Regions from separate parts of the Mus musculus genome. Here all the other regions are linked to region 1. The links are chromatin loops, found by intact Hi-C in ENCODE. Cell type or tissue: left cerebral cortex. All regions are shown on one strand.

Region 1 (2,500 bases):
ACAGTAGCTTCCGGAATCTCAGAGTTAGGAGCAGATGGAAGGAAAATAGGAAAGCCATCCTCTCAGTCTCCCCCTTGGAAGGCTACGTCGCTGACTCGTGGGACTGTGGACTTTCTGTAACCTTACAAAAAGACCTTTATAAGGCAAGAGGCTTGGGGACGGGGAGAGGATTCCAAACCCACACAGGTTAACCAGAACCAAAGACCAGACCCCAGACATTCTGACTTCATCCCGAGTCTTGCTTCTTGTGATACCTTGTGTCTCTGGCTTGGCCTCACACTTACCTGTGGGAAGGGTCCGGCTTTTACCAGAATGCATTCTAACATGCAGAGGCGAGGGGCAGTAGTGGCAGTGCACAGTGATGGTTTGGCAGCTCAGTCATTGCATGTACACACACAGGAAAGGGAAGGCTGGATCAAGGCCCGCAGGGTGCCACCTATCCAGGCACTATCCAGGCAGGGCAAGGGGTACGTGGTGTTCCACTCCCATTCGTAACTCCAGCAGGAAGCGACATGCATTAGTAAGGGCTTTTACACGAAGCAATGTGGCATGTATCTAAACTACAGGACCCGACACCAGACTGCACAGATAGGACCAGCAGGAGAGCCATGGCACCCCAGGCCCATTCATGAGAAGGCACAGCATACAACTGAACCTTCCTGTGATGGGCCAGAGGTTAAGGGCAGTGAAGGGGGGCTGTAGTGAGCTGGGGAGGACCTCTCTGAAAGGAGGTTGGGCTTTCTGTCTGCATGGGCTCCATCCTCTTTCTCATATCAAAGATGATTTGGAGTTATGTCCTCCCTCCTGCATCTTTAAGGCTTGGGAAGGCGCTGCAGCAGGAAGAAGGCTGTCTCCAAGAAGCCCTGGGCCTGGTGTTCATTTGATTAGCCATCTGGTTGCTTTCTGGTACAGATATGGGTTGCATTTCCAATCTGGTGAGTGGCTGGTTCCTCAGCAGAGATTCCCCCACAGGGGCTCATTCCTCCCCCAGAGAAACACTCAGATTTAAGCAAATTTTATTCCTCCCAACCCAGTGATATTCAAGTGTCAGATGGAGGTGGCTCAGGTGCACATGTAGTTACATTTGCACAAACGTACACGTACACGACAGACAATGGTGTCGAGATGCTCAGGTGGTCATGAAGCCTGCACACCGGGGACACCACGGCATGCAGACACACAGGGATGCAGGGCAGAAGCGCGGGTGGAGGCAGGAGGCAGGAGGCAGGGGCAGGGGCAGGTCCAGCCCTGTTCACAGTCTGTAGCCCCAGGAGTTCTCTCTCCCTCTGGTGGGAGTGGGCTGAGGGATGGGGTCAGGGGAGTTGGTGCTGGGGAAAGGGAGCTGCAAGACAGTCTACCACAGGCGGGATGGGAACGGCAGCAGGATCTTCAGAGAGAGGTCTTCCAGCAGAGCCCAACAGTGCCCTCTGCTGAGCATGATGGGTCGGTGCAGCTCAGAAAAGGGCACCAAAGAAACTGAGGTGTGTGTGTGTGTGTGTGTGTGTGTGTGTGTGTGTGTGTGCGCAGGGATTCTGCACAGGAAGATATGTGCGTCTTTCTAGGGGTAGCTATTGTAGTAGAAATTCCCACCAAGGATGCTAATCTTTCTCAATCCCTACTCACGTTACACCACACTCATCTGGGCTCTGAGAGAGGGAGTACATGAAGTTATCTGTTGCTACTGATACCCAAAGCCACATGCCGCAGGGATCCATGCAGTGGTGCAAACCACATGCAGATTGCGTTCTTCTCAGCCGGCTACTCCCAGAGCATTTCCCCAATCTGAGTCGCAGCTGTCCAGGCTCCCTGAACAGACTCTCAGGGCCCAAGAGAACCTGCCCTGGGTACGGTCCTACGGCTGTACATCCCAGGCCTCTGGAAGCTACTGTTCCTTAAGCCCCTGTTCTACAAATTGGGGGCTTCCTTGCAGTACTAAAAGCCCTGATCTCCTTCCCACTTGCAGGACTCAAGCCTAACCCTGCCTTAGAACCATCTCCCTAGTCAAACTTTATGACCTATAGCCATAGAGGGATGGGCTCTGTCTGAAAAGAAATCTGCTAGATGGGTGGGCTATCTACCCCTCGCTGCATGAGATGTCTGTGGGTGGTTCAGCAGGATGAGGCAGTCTGTCGGTGTGTGTGTGTGTGTGTGTGTGTGTGTGTGTACATGTATGTGCCAGCATGTATGGAAGAGGACACTGTGCTAAGGACGGGGTTTGAAGGAAAATGGGAAAAGAGACCATGTATCCAATGGAATCAACTCTGAGTAAAGTGTTTCCCCTGTGCTGATGGTGACAGATTTTATCCCATAAAATTTATTAGACTAGAGAAAACCAAACTTGTAGAATCATGTTGGTGGGCTGGCTTCTGGGTTGGAAGGAGAGGAGTTATTTAAGAATTAAAATCTAAGTATAAAAGTAGACGGATCTGAAGGAGGCTCCTAGAGGGGACATGTGGGCAGGATGAGGGTGGGGACCAGGAAGCACACCCTGTCCTCGTCC
Region 2 (2,500 bases), 110 kb after region 1:
AAAGCAATGACCAGAGCAAAAAGCGGTATCCCAGCTCTCCCCTGGGCAAGTCACTGGGGAGAACTCAACATGCCTGCGCAGCAAGGCCCAGCCTGAATGCCTGGGAGTTTTTGGGTGCTTTCAATTCCTTGAGTGGACTCTATGTCTTCAGAGAACTCAAGATTAACTGGACTGGCTCATCCCCAGCCACTACCACTGGGCCACTGATAAAGGGAGGTGCACCAGCAAAAGGGTCCCTCTCCTTTCAACTGTGCTTTACTCAACACTGGAATGTGATAACACTTTGTATAAACGATTGGCCTCATCTGGAGATTGGTGGGCTCTTCTCTGTTCTAAGTTTACTGTTCCTTTTGTTAGCTAGTCCCCAAGCCTCTGTGGGTGCTGGGCATTCAGTACATAGTGAACAAACAGTCTACACTTGTAAGAGTTTCCCATAACATTCTGGAAATCAGGGCTCATTGGAAAAGCATATGAAGTCTGATCCTGGAATAGGAGATGACTACCCTGGGTCGTAGTCATAGAGCAGTGAAAAGAGAATTCTAGATTAAAATTCTGAGCGATCCGTGACGCTAAGGATAGCCTAAGAGAACAGCTTAAATGTGCCTCGATTTTTTTTTCTTCCCTGAAGGCTCCTCTCATTCAGGAGCTATCTGAATCACCTCCCTTGGAAACTGAACTATATACATCCATTGCACAGGCAGGGGTTTTGTGTGGCTGCCTCCTAGCGTGGAGGTGACAGCCGTATCCTCTCCCCACTGAAGTTCTTAGTAAAAAAGAGACCATCACTATATAATCCCATCCCACCCTGCCGGATGCATCTAAAACAATGGCTTCTTTCCATATCCCTTCAGTGAGTTAAGGGTGTTATTAACTGTAGCACCTCTAATTGCTCACTGAAAACAGTGGTTTGGATATTAATAGACTATAAATCAAGGCCCTACCTAAGGCTTGTTGTCACGGAAACTGTACTCAAGCCTCGTAGCTATTTCCCCTTTGGGAAGTCTGGGTAAGTTGGTGGGACTTGAGGATTGTGTTAGAGCTCTTGTTTCTTCCATTTTCTGCTATTTCTCCGGGGCCAAGTTGCTGGAACTGGCACGAAGGGTAACCGTAGAGTGGGCAGTAGCTTGGAGATAAGGAACTCAAAGGGAAAAGGTGGGGGTCCTTGAAGTATAGTCCTGGGACACTTGATCTCTCCCTTCTCAGTCTACACTGGGCCACTCTGCACGTCCTGCCTGACATCCTGAGGCCCGGCCCCCTCTGCTGCCCTGAACTGTCCTCCCAGCCTTGGCACTGGGCAGCCCTGGAGCGCGCTAGCCAAGTTCCAGAAGAGGATCCGACACGCCCGGGGGTTTGAGAAACCAGGCAGCAGGAGGCACAGACGCGGACAGTCCTTAGACCGACGACAGGCAGCCCCCCCCCCCAACTTTGCTCCCAGGCGAGGGTCCTGGGGGAGGCGGCCAAGAGCACAAACCCCCCAAACCCACTCCCCGTGCCCCACGGCGACACTCTACTAGCTGGCTTCCCAAAGCTAGCGCCCTGCTCGCCCAGCGCCTGCGAAACCCACGCGGGTTCCCGCGTCCCGGGGTGACGACTGCCGCAGCCGCCAGGGCCTCCTGGGCTCCTCACCCCTCCCGCCCCGTGCTAGGCACCCGGGGCCAGGCCCCCACCGGGCTGTCGCGTCACCCGCCCCCTGGGCCCCGCACTCCCCGGCGCTGGCTCCGGGGCACCCAGCTCCCTCCCGTCGCGCGGCCCTCGGGGACTCACCTGCGCTGGGGCTGAAGCGGCGGCTACCCCGAGCCCGGGGGCGGCGGCGCAGGGGGAGGAGGGCAGCACGGGGCTCCTGGCACAGTGGCCGCCGGGCGCCTGGTGCAGCGGAGCCGCGGACCCGCCCAGAGATATAAATAACATTATCTGAGGAGGGACATTCCTGCCGGGGGACATCGCTGCTGCCGGGACCAGATAGTCCCGCGGCGGGGGCGGGGAGGCGGGGCTGCAGCCTCCCGCAGCGCCAGGCCCGCCTTCCCCACCCACTCCTGCACCTGCCAATCAGACTGCGCGCCCGGGGGCACCTGCCTAGCCGCTAGCGCCGCCGCCGCTGGGACCTGGGACGCCAGGGTCCTCTCTCACCTCCCCTGATCCCGCACACACAGAGCCCCTTGCCACGGGAAGAGGACTCGACTCTGCTGCTCCGGCCTAATTTGTGTGCCCGGAGCCGCAAGCTGGCGGCGAAAAGGAGTCCTCCCAGCCTTTCCCGCCTAGCGTCCCTGCAGACTACGATCTGGTTTTGAAAAAACATCTAAAGACCCGTTTAGGCCATAGGGTGGGTGAGGAGGGCGCCCCGGCTGTAATGCCCCTCCGGAGATAGGCTGGAAGGGACAGATTGTTCCCGCGGGCGGGTTACGTTAGAAAGCGCGCTCCCGGCCGGCTACAACCGGCTGGTAGTAGGAGCAGACGCTGGGAGCACAGGGGGTGGGCACTGGGCCGAGGCCCCCGCCCCCAG
Region 3 (2,500 bases), 190 kb before region 1:
TTTGGTTTCTTTTAAATGTCCTTGTGCCAAGTAAGATCTATTATTGGAAGTCTTTAGCCTGGTGCATACATATGAAAGGAAAGGTGCAACAACTTAGTTTAGTTATAAAAGGTTAGTTCTAAAAGTTTGATTTGGGGGAAAAATGAGGTTTCTCTTTAATGCATTTAGAGCGATTGCTGATTTAAGCTCTTTTTGTTGTTGTTAAGCTTACGTATGTACATGGAGATTTGCTTGAAAGTAGAACCCTGATGCTCGCACACCTGACCTGTGGAAGCTTGGTTACACTAAGACACAGGAAAGCTTGAATTGTTTATTTTTATGTACTATGAGATGAAAGTAAGCACTGCAGTGATATTAAAGACAGGTATATTCTGTAAACACATAAATGCACATTTAAAGTAAAGCTGAAATTGATCTCAAAATTGCTGTCTGGCGTTTTCAATTTTTTCATCCTATGTTTTCCTCGAGTTGATCTCTTAAGAAGTTAGTATGCTGTGCAATGCATCTAATCCAGTTTTCTCTACCTCTCAGATGAAGCTCCTGCCACAAATCACCAACAATTTAAGGGGGTGAAGAATCTTGATAACCCTTTAATATTCAGAAACCTGATGGGGTCTCTTCACGTGACTCTAACCTCCTAAGCCCTGGTTCAAGTTTAAAGTGTTCAAGTTTAAAACAACAGCAACAAAGCTACCCGAGTGTTACAGGGCAGTACAGGCTGGATCCCAGAGACCTGTACAAAATAGCTTTTCTCCAGAGTAACAAAAATGACAGCATCTTTTCTCAGTAGCCAAAGGGTTATAGAAAGTGTGCTTTGTGGCATACAGGTTCCTGAAACAAGAGCCAGCAGGCAAGTTTAAGAGTGATGTAATATTGAGTCCCAGTCTGGTCAAGTTTGTTTTCATTTCCTATAAAACAGCTCAACTGTCTGAGCTTCTGGCAAACTCTGGAAGAACCTGACTGGGAGCTGTAATTACTTGGGAAGTGGCTCCTTTTCTCCTTTGAAGATCTTAGAGCTTGTACAATACCTGTCTCAAATCACTGTTACAGTTCTTTTTTAAAATCACATTTATTTGGGAGTGGACTAGTTATGTGAGTGGTTCCCTACACCGTGTGCCCCCAGGATCGAACTCAGATTTTTTGGTTGGTAGCAAGTGCCTTTACCTGCTGAGCCATTTGTTTTTTAGGTTTTTGTTTTTGGTTTGGTTTGGTTTTTTATTTGTTGGTGTGGTTTATTTTGGTTTGGTTTGGTTTTTTGAGACAGGGTTTCTATGTAGTCCTGACTATCGTAGAACTTGCTCTGTAGACCAGGTTGTTGGCCCTTGAATTCGGAGCCTGCCTCTGCCTCCTGAGTGCTGAGTGATTAAAGGTAAAGGTGTGTGTCACCCTCACCCAGCTTGGTTTTTTGGTTTTTGGGGTTTTTTTTTGTTTGTTTGTTTTTGTTTTTGTTTTGTTTTTTTAAGATTTATTATATGTAAGTACACTGTAGCTGTCTTCAGACACACCACAAGAGGGCATCAGATCTCATTAAGGATAGTTGTGAGCCATCATGTGGTTGCTGGGATTTGAACTCACAACCTCAGAAGACCAGTCTTAACCAGTGAGCCATCTTTCTAGCCCCCTTGTTTTTGTTTTTAATGGAATTGCATTTTAAAATTCATGTAAGAGGAATTCAGGGGAAATTTAGTAGTTCATTTGAAAATGAATAGTTTTAATAGCTCATAGACATTTTAATACCTTCCTAACATAAGATTTTGCTTCATTATTTTTAAAATACTAGTGAGTTTTAGAAGCTATATTTCCAAGTTATTGTGGATCCTTCTCTGTTAGTAACAGATTTAGTTTTAGAAAAATAGTATGCGTTAATTTAAAAATTAGGAAGCAAGGGTTATTGGGTTTGGAAAGGATTGTCACCTTATAGTTGACGTTTCTTTTAACAAGCCTCATTTAGATGGGGAAGAAAGATAAATGGACAATTGTAAAATTGCTTCAGAATACTTACATTTTCAAAGACGATACTTTGGAAATGTGAAGGCAGACTAATCTATGCTGGTATAACACCAGTGGAAGCTTCCAGCAGTGAGCATTTAAGGATGTAGTGAAACAAGACGACACAGGCCATTGCATAAACATCTGGTGAAGTACTTTGCTACTAATAGATTTAGAATGCTTTTGTTTGAGAGTGTATGAAGTAGCCCAGGCTAGCCTCCAGCTCCTGATGTTTGAGAGTGTATGAAGTAGCCCAGGCTAGCCTCCAGCTCCTGATGCTTGAGAGTGTATGAAGTAGCTCAGGCTAGCCTCCAGCTCCTGATGCTTGAGAGTGTATGAAGTAGCCCAGGCTAGCCTCCAGCTCCTGATGTTTGAGAGTGTATGAAGTAGCCCAGGCTAGCCTCCAGCTCCTGGTGCTTCCATCTCCCAAATGCTGCCAGCACAACTTTATACCCAACACCCCTGGCCTAAAGTGACTTTGGAAGATGGGAGGGAGCAGTGGGGGTGGGGG

The links. Hi-C counts contacts between places; a loop is a spot of excess contacts. Peaks named below come from ENCODE experiments on the same cell type or tissue, not always from the same donor. Only the 100,000 strongest peaks of a DNase experiment are listed, where the experiment ranks them.
Region 2: a loop joins it to region 1, with 6 times the contacts of the local background. A loop is called at or near these places in 9 of 42 quality-filtered maps.
Region 3: it touches region 1 in a loop (3-fold over the local background); 7 of 42 quality-filtered maps call a loop at or near these places.

The regions. Positions count from the first base shown.
Region 1 is chr12:76,595,131-76,597,630 of GRCm38, forward strand. All of the region lies in intron 32 of Sptb (spectrin beta, erythrocytic), which reads right to left. Among named protein-coding and RNA genes, the nearest start is that of AI463170, 48 kb to the left of the region's middle. In left cerebral cortex, a CTCF peak has its summit at 1,420 (motif pointing left); DNase peaks (open chromatin) are centred at 904 and 1,420; H3K27ac peaks cover 1,078 bases.
Region 2 is chr12:76,708,171-76,710,670 of GRCm38, forward strand. It overlaps Sptb (spectrin beta, erythrocytic), which reads right to left and starts at 2,377. Exons shown (of 36, transcript NM_013675.3): 1 at 1,765-2,377. In left cerebral cortex, a CTCF peak has its summit at 1,559; DNase peaks (open chromatin) are centred at 626, 1,335, 1,588, 2,024 and 1 more place; H3K4me3 peaks cover 1,916 bases; H3K27ac peaks cover 1,272 bases.
Region 3 is chr12:76,406,517-76,409,016 of GRCm38, forward strand. Hspa2 (heat shock protein 2) reads left to right here. Exons shown (of 2, transcript NM_001002012.1): 2 at 1-422. Among named protein-coding and RNA genes, the nearest start is that of Hspa2, 3.6 kb to the left of the region's middle. In left cerebral cortex, a CTCF peak has its summit at 1,511 (motif pointing right); no DNase peak of the experiment used is centred here; H3K4me3 peaks cover 898 bases.